2 separate regions of the Homo sapiens genome follow, and region 2 is linked to region 1. The links are chromatin loops, found by intact Hi-C in ENCODE. Cell type or tissue: A673. All regions are shown on one strand. Links, peaks and the distances in the headings refer to the core of each region. The heading gives the core; the rest is flanking DNA. Region 1 has its middle 120 kb from the start of SYT4. Region 2 overlaps PIK3C3 (phosphatidylinositol 3-kinase catalytic subunit type 3).

Region 1 (8,681 bases), core at 348-8,347:
TGGTGCTTTCTGACCCATCTAGCCATAAAATGGGTCACACACAGCAGCATTCCATCATCAAATGGAAATGGTATATATGTGATTGGGCTCAAGCAGGTCCTGAAGGCACAAGTAAGTCACATGAGGAAGTGGCTCAAATATCTATGGTCTCCACTTTGGTCACCCTGCCTTCTCTCCCCCAGCCTACACCGATGGGCACATGAGGAGTTCCCTATGAACAGTTGACAGAGGAAGAGAAGACTAGGGGCTGGTTCATAGATGATTCTGCATGATATGAAGGCACCACCTGAAACTGGACAGCTGCAGCGCTACAGCCCCTTTCTAAGACATCCCTGAAGGACAGCAGTGAAGGGAAATCTTCCCAGTGGGCAGAACTTTGAGCAGTACACCTGGTTGTACACTTTGCATGGGAAGAGAAATGGCCAGATGTGTGATTATATAGTGATTCGTGGGCTGTAGCCAATTGTTTGGCTGGATGGTCAGGGACATGGAAGAAGCATGATTGGAAAATTGGTGACAAAGAAATTTGGGGAAAAGTTATGTGGATGAACCTCTCTGCATGGTCAAAAACTGAAGACATTTGTATCCGATGTGAGTGCTAGCCAACAGGGTGACCTCAGCAGAGGAGGATTGTAATAATCAAGTGGATAGGATGGACCATTCTGTGGACAACACTCAGTCTCTTTCCACAGCCACCCCTGTCATCGCCCAGTGGGCCCATGAACCAAGTGGCCATGGTGGCAGGGATGGAGGTTACACATGGGCTCAGCAACATGGACTTTCACTCACCAAACTGACCTGGCTATGGCCACTGCTGAGTGTCCAATTTGCCAGATACAGAGATCAACACTGAGCCCTTGATACAGCACAATTCCTAGAGGTGATCAGACAGCTACCTCGTGGCAGGTTGATTATATTGGACCTCTTCCATCATGGAAAAGGCAAAGGTTTGTCCTCACAGGAATAGACACTTACTCTTGATATGGGTTTGCCTATCCTGCACGGAATGCTTCCACCAAGACTACCATCTGTGGACTCACGGAATGCCTTATCATGGTATTCCACACAGCATTGCCTCTGACCAAGGCACTCACTTTACAGCTAAAGAAGTGTGGCAGTGGGCTCATGCTCATAGAATTCACTGATCTTACCATGTTCCCCATTATCCTGAAGCAGCTGCATTGATAGAACAGTGAAATGGCCTTTTGAAGTCCCAATTACAATGTCAACTAGGTGACAATACTTTGCAGGAGTGGGGCAAAGTTCTCCAGAAGGCCATGTATGCTCTGAATCAGCATCCAATGTATGATACGGTTTCTCCCATAGCCAGGATTCATGGGTCCAGGAATCAAGGGGTGGAAGTGGAAGTTGCACCACTCACCATCACCCCTAGTGATCCACGAACAAAATTTTTACTTCTTGTTTCTGTGACATTACATTCTGCTGGCCTAGATGTCTTAGTTCCAGAGGGAGGAATGCTGCCACCAGGAGACATAACAACAATTCCATTAAACTGGAAGTTAAGATTGCCACCTGGACACTTTGGGCTCCTCCTACCTTTAGGTCAACAGGTGAAGGAGTTACAGTGTTGGCTGGGGTGATTGACCTGGACTGTCAAGATTAAGTCAGTCTACTAGTCCACAACGGAGGTAAGGAAGAGAATGCATGGAATACAGGAGATCCATTAGGGTGTCTCTTAGTATTACCATACCCTGTGATTAAGGTCAATGGGAAACTACAACAACCAAATCCAGGCAGGACTACAAATGGCCTAAACTCTTCAGGAATGAAGGTTTATGTCACTTTACCAGGAAAAAACCAAGACTTGCTGAAGTGCTTGCTGAAGGCAAAGAGAATACAGAATGCGTAGTAGAAGAAGGTAGTCATCAATACCAACTATGACCATGTGACCAGCTACAGAAACCAGGACTATAATTGTCATGCATATTTCCTCCTTCTTTTGTTAAAAACATGTTTGTGCATGTATACACTTGTACTAAGAACATATCTTCATCTCATTTCCTTTTTCTTTTATCATGTGACATAAAATTTATTGACTTTGTAATAACACTTAAGTATTGTTAACATTTTGTTATAATATTTCAGTTCAGTATTGGTGCATTGCTGGTTGTATGAAGGATAGTTGTATTATGTTAGGTGTAATTATGAACTTATTATTGTCTTTATTTGAAGATTATGTATGATCTCAGGAGATGTTCTATAGGTTCAAGTTGACAAGGGGTGGGCTTGTGATGGTTAACACTGAGTGTCAATTTGATTGGATTGAAGGATGCACTGTATTGACCCTGGGGTGTGTCTGTGAGGGTGTTGCCAAAGGAGATTAACATTTGAGTCAGTGGGCTGGGAAAGGCAAACCCACCGTTAATCTGGGTGGGCACCATCTAATCAGCTGCCTGTGCAGCTAAAAATAAAGCAGGCAGAAAAATGTGAAAAGACTAGACTGGCCTAACCTCCCAGCCTACACCTTTCCATTGTGCTGGATGCTTCCCGCCACTGAACACTGGACTCCAAGTTCTTCAGTTTTGGGACTCCGACTGGCTCTCCTTGCTCCTCAGCTTGCAGATAGCCTATTGTGGGACATTGTGATAGCATGAGTTAATACTTAATATACTCCTATATATATATATATATATATATATACATACATATATATGTATATATATATGTATATATATGTGTATATATATATGTATATATATATGTGTATATATATATGTATATATATATGTGTATATATATATGTATATATATATGTGTATATATATATAATGAACTTATTATTGTCTTTATTTGAAGATTGTGTATGATCTCAGGAGATATGGAGATATATATATATATATATATGGGAGCTTATTAACTTTATATACACACACACACACACACACACACACACATATATACACACACACACATATATATATATATATCCTATTAGCTCTGTCCCTCTAGAGAACCCTGACTAATCCAGCTGTTGATTGGCATAGAATTCTGTGAATAACAGAAGTCTCTCAATAAGAGGATGCTTATTAACAAAAAGATATCACCTTTTTTTAAACTACAGAAATGGAGCTCAAGAAGATATTCCATATTAGTAGCTAACTTCACTAACAATTCAAAAATAAATTCACTATTATTTACTGTGACTGACAAATTTAGATAGATATCATTGCCTATAAGATTTGATTTTGAATATCTTTAATGCAAATAATATTTTGCTTTGGGTTACATATGAAGTCTATTAAATACCTCCTTTGCAAGACACATGAGTACCAGTAAAGTGAGTCCAAGAAGATATAAACACTGGAAAATACTAACGCATTTGAATTACATTATTCTGAAAATATTATCATGCAAATAACTATTAATATTTATTATTTATTTGAATGGGCTACTTTTACTGTTAGATGGAATGAGTAAGACTACTTTTCATTTGTAGAAATTCTATGCAGCAATTTACCCAGAAAGCCAGGTTTCAATTCTCTACATCATATAAAGGACCCAGGTAACAAATAAGTGATTTAACACTAAGACACATTAAGATATAAATGATTTAACTTTAGGACACAATGTTACAATAAAAATATGAGGAGGTTAATACTTAATGTGAAATGATAAGAATGCATGTGACCAGGTTTAGGACACCTGCCTCAAAATATGGCACCTCGGCATTTGAGAAAACAGCAAAAGCAGGAAGGTCTCTCTGACCTCCTCTCACTTCTTTCCCAAAGGGTGGGATAAAACCTAGCTGACCTTCCCTTGAAGTATGTCATAAGATTCTCAAGCCACATGTGCCCTCCCTATACCAGGAAAAAGGGAACATTTTTATCTCTGAAGACACAGAAACACAGAGAAGTATCTGAACAAACAGGCTTTGATAAGTTCCCATCAGTTTAATACCATTAGATTACACTCTTTTGTCCTTCAATCCTTCTGTTACAAGACTTTCCATAAAAATGCACATATTCCCCTGTTTCTTTAGGTCTTCATTTCCAAACCCTCCTGTGTTATGTAAAATAAGTTTACATGATTTTTTATTATTAATCCGTCTTTTGTTATAGAGGTCTCAACCATGAACCTTGCAAGGGGTGACACAATAGATTATTACTTTTCTCTCCAACACACAGCACATTGCAATAACAAAAACAATGTCTGGTTGTTGTTTTCTTTATTGGCTGTAGAGAAATATCAAATTAGTTCTCTAGGTGGCAGCAGCAGTCTGAAAACTTGTTTAGGAGAGAATGTCTGCAAATGCCCAAGGAAATTCTAAGACAAAATCATTTTTGAAAAACAACTTTCTCTTTTTCATGTCTAAGAGACATTAGAATTTCTTAACTGCACAAACAATCTTTGGATTGTTTTAAACCAATTGGATAATGTAATAGAGAGCTAATAGCCACAACAAAATTGTAGCAACTCAACTGTCTATGTCTTCTTCCTCGTCTAATATTTTATTTTAGGCAAAAAAGGAAGGTACTAGAGAATGCAAATATATTCTCTCCTTGTGGACCATGTATACCTGAAATTGTACCATAAAAATCCTACTCGTATTTTTTAAAGAAGTTGATTGTAGTTGAATAAACATTTTCTTTAGTAATTTAATATTTAATGGACAGGATAGGTATCGTATCTATAAGCTTAGAGCTGGAGGATGCATTAAATTTGTTATCTTGCCCTCTTCTACTTACTTCTATTCTTCCCTCTGCTGAATTTTTCTCCTTACTTCTCACTTCTTCCACCATTTTCTCAACACCTCCTTTCCTTTCTTGTTTGGTATTCTGTACCAAAAATAATTTCCACAATTGTGAATATATAAGGCAGGATGAAAATATTTGTAGTTTTAAAAGCTAATAAGACAAATTTCTTTGCTGGTAATTTTCCTAAAGAAAGGGGTTGGGAGAAAAAATAAAATTTATTTCAAACCTATAAACCTTTTTCTTAAGGAAAAATAATTTTCTTGCTAATAAAAGGTGAAGTCTGGAACTAGTTTATCAGGAAGAAAATATAAAGATTAGAAATATATAATAAATTATACTTTCTTGGCAGGGGAAAAACAATGATCAAGAAATATATAATAAATTAATATAATTTTAGTTTTCCATGGGCAATCTAGGAGACAGAGTTTCAGGAGCCCAGACCTCAAATAAGAAGGAAGTTGGGAGAAACCTCTTGCAAAGAAGGGGACTAGTTTTTATTTTCTTTTTTTAATTTAATTTAATTAATTTATTTTTTGTTATACTTTAAGTTCTAGGGTACATGTGCACAACATACAGGTTTGTTACATATGTATACATGTGCCATGTTGGTGTGCTGCACACATTAACTCCTCATTTACATTAGGTATATCTCCTAATGCTATCCTTCCCCCCTCCCCCCACCCCACAACAGGCCCCAGTGTGTGATGTTCCCCTTCCTGTGTCCAAGTGTTCTCATTGTTCAATTCCCACCTATGAGTGAGAACATGCGGTGTTTGGTTTTCTGTCCTTGCGATAGTTTGCTCAGAATGATGATTTCCAGCTTCATCCATGTCCCTACAAAGGACATGAACTCATCCTTTTTTATGGCTGCATAGTATTCAATAGTGCATATGTGCCACCTTTTCTTAATCCAGTCTATCACTGATGGACATTTGGGTTGGTTCCAAGTCTTTGCTATTGTGAATAGTACTGCAGTAAACATACATGTGCATGTGTCTTTATAGCAGCATGATTTATAATCCTTTGGGTATATAGCCAGTAATGGGACGGCTGGGTCAAATGGTATTTCTAGTTTTTCATTACATGGCGATAGTAGAAACTTAGGAAAAAAATGTCAGTTAAAAAACCACAAACTCTGTGTCAAGACAGTATGAACACTTCAAAAGGAAAATGTTTCTCTTACAGAAGCTTTTACCTGAGATATCAAAAGTTTCTTATGGATTTCATCCCAACCAATTATAATCTGCTGAAGTTTACATTGGGTCATAAATTTTGACCCTAAGACACCAGACTCTTACTGGAACTAACAAGATTTTCCTGAGCAAGGATCAAAGAAATTCTTTTAACCAACTGTATACAGACCAATGAACTCATTCTGTCCTCTCCATTATACTAGTTTCAGTTCCCAATTATCATAATGCCTGTGAACTCCTTTTCAGTTCTTTAAGATGTTTGAGCTTTCCCCTCATGGAAGTACTTAGTGAATTTAATCGTTGATGTGTATTTCCTCCCTTGGCACAATTAAAGTTGACTCGGCTGTGGAATTTTTAGCTGTATTTTTGTTATATATATATATATATATATATATATATATTTATTGGCATTTGTTTTATTTGGCAGCCTGTTAGCTAATATTTAGTATGAAGTCCTGCTTTTTTTTTTTTTCACTGTTCTGTATTTCCCTTTCCTCATCACCAAACTTTAGCTAAAAGGCCGCTGTACAAAAGAGCATCATCTTCATAGTGCTTTGGGAAATGTCTCCCAAACACCTTACTTTTATTCTACTTTCCCTATATACCCCCTCTTCAAGCTTTCATCAGTCTGACAAACTAGCCACCAATTCTATCTCTTGTTCTCATGATAGTAAACATCAGTGACTGCTACTTAGAGCATTAAATTCAAATTCCTTGAACCTCATTAAAGAGTTGCCACCACTGGTCCTAAAATATTTTTTTCCAGTTCTACCTCCCTGTAATCTCCTGAATTTATGTATTGTTGGTTTATTTCAAATATATCTATTTCTTACTCTTTGAATCTACTTAAACTTAATGACCTTCTTGTTTCTTCAAGTTCATCTTTCACTGAGAATAGCATATTTGTTTCTTCAAAATCTACCAACGTTTAAGGACCAAATTGAAGCCCTTCTGTTCCCAGTGAGCCTTGTGGGGCTTGTGTCTAGTCATTTCTCACGTCTTTGAGATTCTAGCTTTTATTATATGTGCCATTTATTACATGTGCCATTTATTTGGTGACCATGCAAGCACCCCCGGTAGCATCTCTTGACTTGTGCTTTTGTATTGTCATTTAACTTTCTGTAGGCTTTTCTCAAATTCATGCTACCTCTTTGTATATTTCCAATTTTATCAGTAACTGTTCAGTTAAGGTTTGTTGATCCCTGAAAGCAGGCATCATTAGAGCTTCAAAGTGTGTCATCATCAGGATGTACTGGGTTATAATTTGGTCACACATACCTGCAAATCTCAGCAGCTTAAAGCCACAAAAGTTTCTATCTCACAGAAGCAAGTTGATTATCACAGGGTGTCTGGGTAAACTGCTCACTCCCAGACCCAGGCTTCTAGAGCAGCTGCTGTCTGGAACAGGGCTTCATTCTTGGCAGAGAGAAAAGTTGGCAAGTTTCACATTGACTCTTAATGCATTCCACCTGGAAGTGATATGCAGTACTTCTGTTCACATTTTACTGGCAAAACAAATCAAATGGTCAAAACTTACAAGAAAATTGTAGAGTTGTGCAATTCTACCATCAACGCCAAAAGATAAATGGAAATATTTGGTAAAGCGAGCAGATAGGATGCAACAGAGGTATATGTTTCACACACTACCTCAACTTGAGAAAAAGGAAACCTCGCCACATAACCCAATTATCTCTTTACCATATCAGTTATAAATGTTGCACATTACAGTGGGTAGTATTGAAACATCTTGTATATTTTCAATCAACTGGCATTTAATTCTACGTTAAGTATGTTTTGCTCCTTCTACTAATCAAATATTTATTAGGCTTGCTAATACTGAAGGATGACTGCATCATAGATCCAGGTTGTTTCTTCATCATATGCTGCAAATAGTTAAGCCTTATAGATAAGCACTAGTCAAAGCTGAATACCAATAAGAAGCACTGAATTTAATTATTTCACTGTCTAGTCCCAGAAAAGCGAGCTAGTTAAAGCAGAAAAGAAAAATAAATGAGAGCTGGTAATAATCTTCCTATACTTGTTTTGAAAGGTTACTTAATATAAGATGTGAATTTGTTTTGAAAATATGCTAACTAAAACATGGGCTTGGGGCAATGTTTATACTGTAATTAATATTCAAAATAATGTAAAAAACATTAACTGCATTAACCCCTCATAAAATTCAAAGGCTTTGAGGCAGATCCTTGCACCTGAGTGCCTGTAGAAAGAAAAACCTTACCATCTGCGTTTAATTGGAAATTGCCTGTTGCTTTTGTTCTATAAAAAGTAATCTTATAAAAGACATCTATATTAGGGAGAAAAGACAACAGAGAACCTCCAATAAAAACAGAACTTGCAGCGTTGCTTTCTCCACATAGATATTGGATCTGTAAATCCAGTCTTGCCTTGTAAAGTTAATGAGGCTCCTCCAAGCTTTTAAAATGACTACAACGTGAAATCCACATAACCAGAGAAATAAATGGAGGTTAATCATACTGTGGGCTTCTATTATACTTCCTATGCTAACAGTCCCATAAAAACTTGGGTTAAGTGAACAGGGATGTTAAAGATTTTATAGCATATATATTGAGAAGAATCTTTTGTTGGGGCTGCTGTGAACTGGGCAAGACAGGTCACAAATTACAAGATCCTTTTGAAGAATAAGGAAAATAAATAACTTGAGAAGTAAAATGAGATAATGGAAAAAATATGAAAGCAACAAACAGGAATTCAATAGCGGTATAAGTAGAGAGGGAGAAGCCAGGAATGGTAC
Region 2 (8,000 bases), core at 1-8,000, 1.3 Mb after region 1:
GAGCCTGGGTAACTTTTTAAGGTATCAGCAGAAAGTGGAATCTTGTAGAAAATTTTTTGTGCTAAAGTTTAAGCACAGTGCCCTTCATATAGTAGAAAATTATTTCTTTAAATATTCCTGAGATGAATCCTTCTGCTAACTTATTATTACTCAAAAAAAATTTTAGAAAGGAAAAATTTTAAAAACCATATTCTTAGCATAAATAGCAATTTAGTTACAATAATATATCACCTATCACTTTAATCCTGTTAAATTTTACTAATATGTAAGAAAGACTGACTTATAAATCTGTTTTCATTGTATAGTAAGAGTAATGTATAGTATAAATCTGTTTTCATTGTATAGTATGTAAATAGCAATTTAGTTGTAATAATATACCACCTATCATTTTAATGTTGTTAAATTTTACTAATCTGTAACACATTGATTTATAAATCTGTTTTCATTGTATAGTATGTAAGAGTAGGCACAATTATGAGGTTTCACGTTGTACATATTTAAGATCATAAAATGTCAACACGGGGGGGGGGGTTCATTTCTATTAAAAGAAACTACTGAATGATTTATGACTGAAAAACTACTCTTTCAGAATCCCAAAATGGGCTTTAATGGTCTCTAAGTACAATGAAACTGATTTTGGGGGGAGATCAATATACTTCACCAGATTCCCAAGGAAAGTCCATAATTCAACAAATATGAGGAACCAGTTTTACAAAAGTGAATTTGACAACTTCAGTACCCACTGGAAAAGCAGCATCCCTATAGTCTCTTAAGGTTCAAGGGGAGTATGCTATGATTTCAGTTTTCCATGAACTGATGAAAAGTCCATGATCAATTTCTGTTAACCATTTTACCACCTTCAACTAAATATGTGTTCTCTGTTCAACTAAGCTAAGCAATTCTTTTGGTACTTTATTCTCATTTTGAAGTTCTCATATATCTTTTACCTTGTTGGATACACATGATTCTGCCCCAAAAGAGGTAAAGAAATAAGAAGCTCACAATATTACAGGTGTAGATACATTTTCCTTGGTTTTATTTAATTATTTAAATAATGTTTTGTTACCAATATACTTGAACAGATGACCAATCCGGTCAATCTCTGACACAAAACTGCCATCATGCATGGTTTATTTAATGAGCTCCATGCTTTTAATACGAAACCTATCCCAGTTTTCTTCATTTCATGACAGGAATTACTGGAATTCCAATATTGGCTATGTATCACTGTTTACAAACGAAGAGTATATTTCTATCCTTCTTGTCAGAAAACTCAAACAACAGGATTACTACTTAATTAAAAGGTGTAAAAGATTCAGTATCTAACAATGAAATTATATTATGCTTTACAAGTTAAATAGCCATGTATTTTCAAAAGAGCCTATTAATGTAATGTTTTAAGAAAATTCATCTTCATAAATACTGAAGGGAATGTTTTTTTTAAAGTTAATATTTGAAAATGCAATTTGTAAAGGTTCAAAAAATACACATAATGAAATTTAAAAAAAATGTTTAAGAAGTTCAGAGAGTATGATCTTATTCGAATCTACCACCTTAAACAGTCAAGAAATAAAGTATACATAAAACAAACTGGTTGTTAACCTCCTTTTGTCTCCAACTTGTAAAACATAGGGAGTAAGAGGTGCTAATTACATTTTCCTGTTATTTGCATAAATAACATGAACTTATTTCTAAAATTGTAGTTTGAGGCATCTGTAATTCTTGGATTAAAGAGAACATACACTATTCTCTTTGACAGTATTTAATGGTAAAGTTTATTTTAAATTTCCATTTTGTTTAATAATTAAACGTGTCCAACATCAAAACTGTATTCATTCTGTTTTTCATACCTCTTCTTACTCTCCTCCTTCTACTTGACTTTCTTCTGCTGTTCCTTATAATCCAAACTCTATTATTTAAAGATTCCATATAATTCCCAACTCCAAAAATTCTTCCCTGACATCCTACTCCAGTGAGTTTCCCACTCTTCAATTTTTTATATATAACCTGGCATTTATTTACCATTTTTTCCATAAAATGCCTTTTGTCTTAATTGAATGTCGTATCTTTCCTACTGCCCTATCACTAAACCTAGAAATACAGAAGGTAGCAAACAGCAATTTATTCTTATAGCAAAACCTATATTTTCAGAATTAAAAAGGCTCCCTACATTTATACTCCCACTCTCTGTTCCCAATACTTATTACTTAAACCCTTACAATATACTTGGTTAGCAGTATTTTCACTCAGTTAAAAGCACAATGATGCAATATTTTTCAATAATAGTTTTCAGTATCAAAGATCAATAATCTATAAAGGCGAAAAGGAGCTGGCATGTGCTGAGATCACATAGTAGCATGAGAGGGGAGGTACGAAGCTCTTTTTTAACAACCAGCTTTCAAGGGAACTAACAGAAGAGCTCACTCATTACCTCCAGCACAGTACCAGGCCATTCATGAAGAATCCACCACCATGACCCAAACACTTCCCATTTGATCCTATCTCCATCAATGGGGATGAAGTTTCAACATGAGATTTGGAGGAGTCAAATACCCAAATTATAGCAAGTGGGAAAAAGAAATTTTTGAAATATATTAACTATTTTCTTCTCTCTAATAGTATGAGTCCAAATAAGAACTACATAAGTTTAAAAAAAAAAAGGCATTATTCATCTCATGGTGGTAAAACAAACAAGCAAAGAAAACCTAATAGCCCTTAAGGAATGTTTATTATGTGCTCAATACCAAGCAAAAGTCTACTTATCTCATTCAAACCTCACAGCACCACTAGGAGAGAGGTTCTATTATTATTTACAGATTCAGAAGAAGAGACTGAGTTACTGGCATATTATGTAACTTACCCAAAGTCACCCAATGGGGGAGGGGCAAAATAAATGCAAAAATTTGCCTTTAGAGCCAAACAAATTAGCCACTCTGAAAGACTGTTTCTTGGTCTAAAAAATAATCATTTTCACATAAAATTAAAGAATAATACAGAAAATCAGGATAGAAGCTGTGATGTTAATACTGACTGTCAACTTGACTGGATTGAAGGATACAAAGTATTGATCCTGGGTGTGTCTGTGAGGGTGCTGCCAAAGGAGATTAATATTTGAGTCAGTGGGTTGGGAAAGGCAGACCTTTAATCTAGATGGGCACAAACTAATCAGCTGCCAGGGCAGCTAGGATAAAAGCAGACAGAAAAATGTGAAAAGAGAGACTTGCCCAGCCTCCCAGCCTACATCTTTCTCTCGTGCTGAATGTTTCCTACCCTCGAACATCCGACTCCAAGTTCTTCAGTTTTGGAACTCAGACTGGCTCTCCTTGCTCCTCAGCCTGCAGACAGCCTATAATGGGACCTTGTGAATGTATGAGTTAATACTTAATAAATTCCCCTTTATATATATATATATATATATATATATATATATATATATATATATATATATATATATATATATATACCATTAGTTCTGTCCCTCTAGAGAACCCTGTATTACAGGAGCTATATTGAAAGAAAATGTCCAATTAAGATAAAAATAAGAATAACCATTTTTCTTTATGTTGAGCTTTCTGAGAAAAGTTTCAAAGTGTATTACTCTAAAGTGGCAAGGCAGACAGAAAAGCTACTACCTCTCTCACAAATGGCAACTCAAGATCAGGAGGGCCATCCTTAGGACTCACAATGAACTTTCCATTTAGTACAGATACCAGTTCCCTCTTTACTTTTGTGAACATTTTTCAGTTATTTACAAATGAATTTCAAATACTGATTGCATTAAAAAGTATACCATAAGCAGTGAACATATTTTTCAGTTATACTGCCTTCCCCTCTTTCCTCAAACTCCCAAAAATAAAAACAAAAAAATTAACCTTTCTCCAAAGAGCTGGGATAAACTCAAACCATGTTTCATTTGAATCCTGTCACAACTGATCGCCCTAAGTAAGCTTTTTAAAGCTTCTCCTAAGGACAATGATTCTTGGGAAAAAATCTATTATTTTTCAACTCCACACCACAGCCTAGCTTTGTAATTTCTTGTCCAAAGAATTCTATAGTAATAATGAAAAAAGAATTCAATAGTAATGCACTAATAAGTAAAATATCATTCACCCCAAACTTGTTTCAAGAAAACAGCGTTATAATTAATCACATGACAATACACTGACAATACAATCGCTACACTTTTACATTTATGGTGGATACACAGCGCCCTCTGCTGTGCAAGCTGAGTAAACTTCAACCAAGCTAGAAGTATTCAAAAACAAAGCATGGGCCAAAAAAAGGTCTGGGAAATCCATAATTGAGACTAATATTTTGCATTTGAGAACATTACTCTTGTATAGATTTTGACATTCTCTATATGCAGCGAATCATTTTCTTTCACATGCCCAGAGTTCTTAGCTGGATCATTTTCTATTTCATCTATATTTACAGGGTAGAATAGTTTGTCTGGTTTAAGTCCCCAAAAAATATCAGTGAAATGAAATCTGCGTGGCTCCTTCTTCTGCTCCATCCCCCATATCAAAGAACTGGACACAGATGAAACAGTGGAAGTCTGATTGAAATTCAAAACCACTTTAATCTAAAGCAGAATCTTAGACTCTAAACCTGCTTGGGCTGGCAAAGGAGTACAGAAAACAAAGGTATTGTATTTTGCAGAATAAGAAAAATGTTACTTGATTATTAAAAAATGCTCCATCAGCCATTGAAAGATTGGACAGTTATGTAAGAGAACCCAAAGTTTTCAATTTGAAGGCATAATAAACTCAAAATATACAATGGACAAGTCTTCATGACAGTCGAGGCATTTTTTAAACTAAAAACATTGGAATATATTTCCTGCACTGAACCACATTCAAAATTCACTTTGAACTATACAAAGTCTATTTATAACATATATGAAATGTAACTTAAAACCACTTTGAAATACAAACTCTCAGTAAAAATGACTAGAGACACAAACTTTTTAAAATTATTATAAATTGTTAGAACTTGAAGAATGCATTATACTTCTATTTGTCTTGACATACTCAGTCTCTCCTTATAGAATCTAATTTCATCCAAACCAAAACTAAAAACTTGAAAACATGTATCCAGTAAGAAAGATATAAAATGCTAACTGCATAATGTAACTGGATGAAATAATTACAGAGCAGTTAAGAAAAAATGAACTGCTGTTTTAATAGGAAAAAAATGTGCATCTTACTTATGCACGTTTTAGGGTAAAATCTTGGTTTTGAAAAAGCAAATCTGGAGCACCCTCTAGTGGAAAACTGTTAACAAAAGCTTAAAGCTTCTGTTTCTGAAATTTAATTCAATTTCCATTAAACAAGTAACTGAGACCTGGGCCAAAAAAGTGTATTACGCAGATTCTTCCTTCCAGTTTCACTCTTAAATACCCCCATCAAAACACACATACGCACACACACAAATACACACAAGGGCACTTTTCAAAGTATAACAGAAAAAGGTTTTTTACACTGTCTGATTGTTTATCAATTTCCAAAAAAAGAATCAAGTAGAACTTGTGAATATAAAATTACAGATGTAATACTACCTTTTTTTCCACTGGCAAATTCTTTTTTATTTATTTTATTTTTTATTTTATTATTATTATTATACTTTAAGTTTTAGGGTACATGTGCACAACGTGCAGGTTTGTTACATATGTATACATGTGCCATGTTGGTGTGCTGCACCCATTAACTCGTCATTTAGCATTATTTTTATATTAAAGAATTCCATTGTAGTTGTAAATGATTACAATCTGGAAAAAAATGGAATCATTTTGGTTGCTTGATTCTTGTGGTTAAAAGATTCAACCAATAAAAAAGAGCTAATGAAAATAACACATGAAAACTTCCAAATTACAATTCTCTCCAAATACACCATAATGTTTTATAAATATCCTCTGCTAAATGAGCAAATCAGCCAAGAATCTGCATGACACTCTGATTATATTCTTTTGGTCTTGGTTATTAAGGAGATTGACTGGCTTTGACACAGACATGACATCACCCATGCAAGTTCTAACAGATGATTTTTCATATGTAATAATTAAAAACTGAATATATGACATTCCAAATTATAAATTAATAGGACCATTATATTAATAGATTATTCTTGATGTATTATGTTAAATTATTATTATCACAATTTGGAGAAATACAAACAAAACAGAAAATGTTTTGAGAGACCAATTTAAAGAGTAACGTAAACATCTGCTTTCTGCAGAAAGCGGAAGAAACTTGAATTATTTAGCCCAGACAGGTTCATGGAAGAGCAGAAGTATTTATTCATCATTAATTCAACACTGATTTATTGAACACTTTAGCTAGGTGGTGTTCAAGGTCCAGAGGCATGGGGGTAACCCCAATGGACAAAGGTTCCTGCTCTCATGGAACTTGCATCCTGAAGGGGAGAAGATGATGATAAGAACTCAACAAGCTCTAGGAGAGCAAGGATTTCTGTCTCTTCTGTTAACTTTGGTATTCCCAGCATCTACTAGCTGTTCAATAAATAGTTGTTGAATTAAACAAAAAAGGTAACTTCAGCTAGTGATAAGTGCTATAAACAATACAGTAATAAGTAGAGAGCATTGGAGGAAGAGGGCAGATATGTTATTACAGATCAAGGAGTTAGAAAGGGCTTCTCTAAAGAGATGCCATTAGAACTTCAACTTAATAACTAAAGTCAGCCCTGCAAAGATCTGAATAAATAACTTTCCAGAAAGAGAAAACAACAAAGGCTCTTGTCTGAGGCAGGAGTGGTTTGACATTCAGACAAATGGCCTGCCTGGACAAGCCACAAGGCCCCAATAAAGGGTTCAGGTTTCATTCAAATTGTTTAGGCAACATATATTGTTTGCTTCAAGTGGGGTCAAAGTAGTAAAAATGAAGACAGTGGGTAACTTCATGATCTATTTTGGAGTTGAGGAGTAGACAAGATTTGCTAATAGGTTCAGTATATGAGATGAGGCCAAGAGACATGTTAAGAATGACTTTGAGGTCTAGAGCTTGAACAACTGGGTAGGTGATGTTGCTATCTATTGAAATGGAAAAATGAGGTGAGAAACAGGTTTTAGGCAGGTAGTAGAGGAAAGGACAACCTTTTACAACTGGCCATATATAATGACAATTTCAAGTAAGCAGTTCGATATTTCAATTTGAAGTTAATGAAATGGACTGAGGTAAAAAGCTGTAAGTCTGGAAGCTGTCTGCATAAAGATAAATACATAGGGCTAAAGAGTTGTCAGGACAAAGGGGACTGAGAATGATTATCCCATAGAACTCCAAGGGGAAAAGCAAATAATTAAAGGTAGATATTAAAGTGAATTAAGCACACTTTGTAAGAGAAAGGACATTTTAACAATCTAACTAGAGCTATACAGTAAGAGACTAAGCTACTTGTATCCATTATTGGCTTTCCATAAAAAGAGGCATTTTCCAGTACAGAAGTGTGGGCAAAATGACCATCTGTAGGATTACTACTAAAGCAATTCTTAAAAGGGAAAGGACTTTCCCTAAATGTTCTTCCAAGGTAACATTTAAAGGAATTTTTAAGACTCTCTGATTTATCTTCAATTACGCAACTCATCTTTTTTTTTTTTTTTTTCTAAGATGGCGTTTTGATCTTGTTGCCTAGTCTGCAGTGCAATGGTGCAATCTCGGCTCACTGCAACCTCCGCCTCCCGGGTTCAAGCGATTCTCCTGCCTCAGCCTCCTGAGTAGTTGGGATTACAGGCATGTACCACCACGCCCGGCAAATTTTGTGTGTTTAGTAGAGACGGGGTTTCTCCATGTTGGTCAGGCTGGTCTCGAACTCCCAACCTCAGGTGATCCACCCGCCTTGGCCTCCCAAAGTGCTGGGATTACGGGCGTGAGCCACCGCGCCAGGCCGCAACTTATCTTGTTAGTACATAGATTCAGGGGTAAAAACCATGGGCATATACAATGTATGTCTACTGGTAGTCATTAATTGTTACCTGTTTTTGTTAGCAA

Evidence for each region. A loop is a pair of places that touch in the nucleus more often than their neighbours do. Peaks named below come from ENCODE experiments on the same cell type or tissue, not always from the same donor. Only the 100,000 strongest peaks of a DNase experiment are listed, where the experiment ranks them.
Region 2: it touches region 1 in a loop (3-fold over the local background); 7 of 110 quality-filtered maps call a loop at or near these places.

The regions. Positions count from the first base shown.
Region 1 is chr18:43,392,014-43,400,694 of GRCh38, reverse strand. No RefSeq gene overlaps it. Among named protein-coding and RNA genes, the nearest start is that of SYT4, 120 kb to the right of the region's middle. In A673, for the core only: a CTCF peak has its summit at 4,214 (motif pointing right); no DNase peak of the experiment used is centred there.
Region 2 is chr18:42,049,590-42,057,589 of GRCh38, reverse strand. It overlaps PIK3C3 (phosphatidylinositol 3-kinase catalytic subunit type 3), which reads right to left. Exons shown (of 25, transcript NM_002647.4): 21 at 7,985-8,000. Among named protein-coding and RNA genes, the nearest start is that of PIK3C3, 98 kb to the right of the region's middle. In A673, for the core only: CTCF peaks have their summits at 4,220 (motif pointing left) and 5,246 (motif pointing left); a DNase peak (open chromatin) is centred at 4,209; H3K27ac peaks cover 1,550 bases.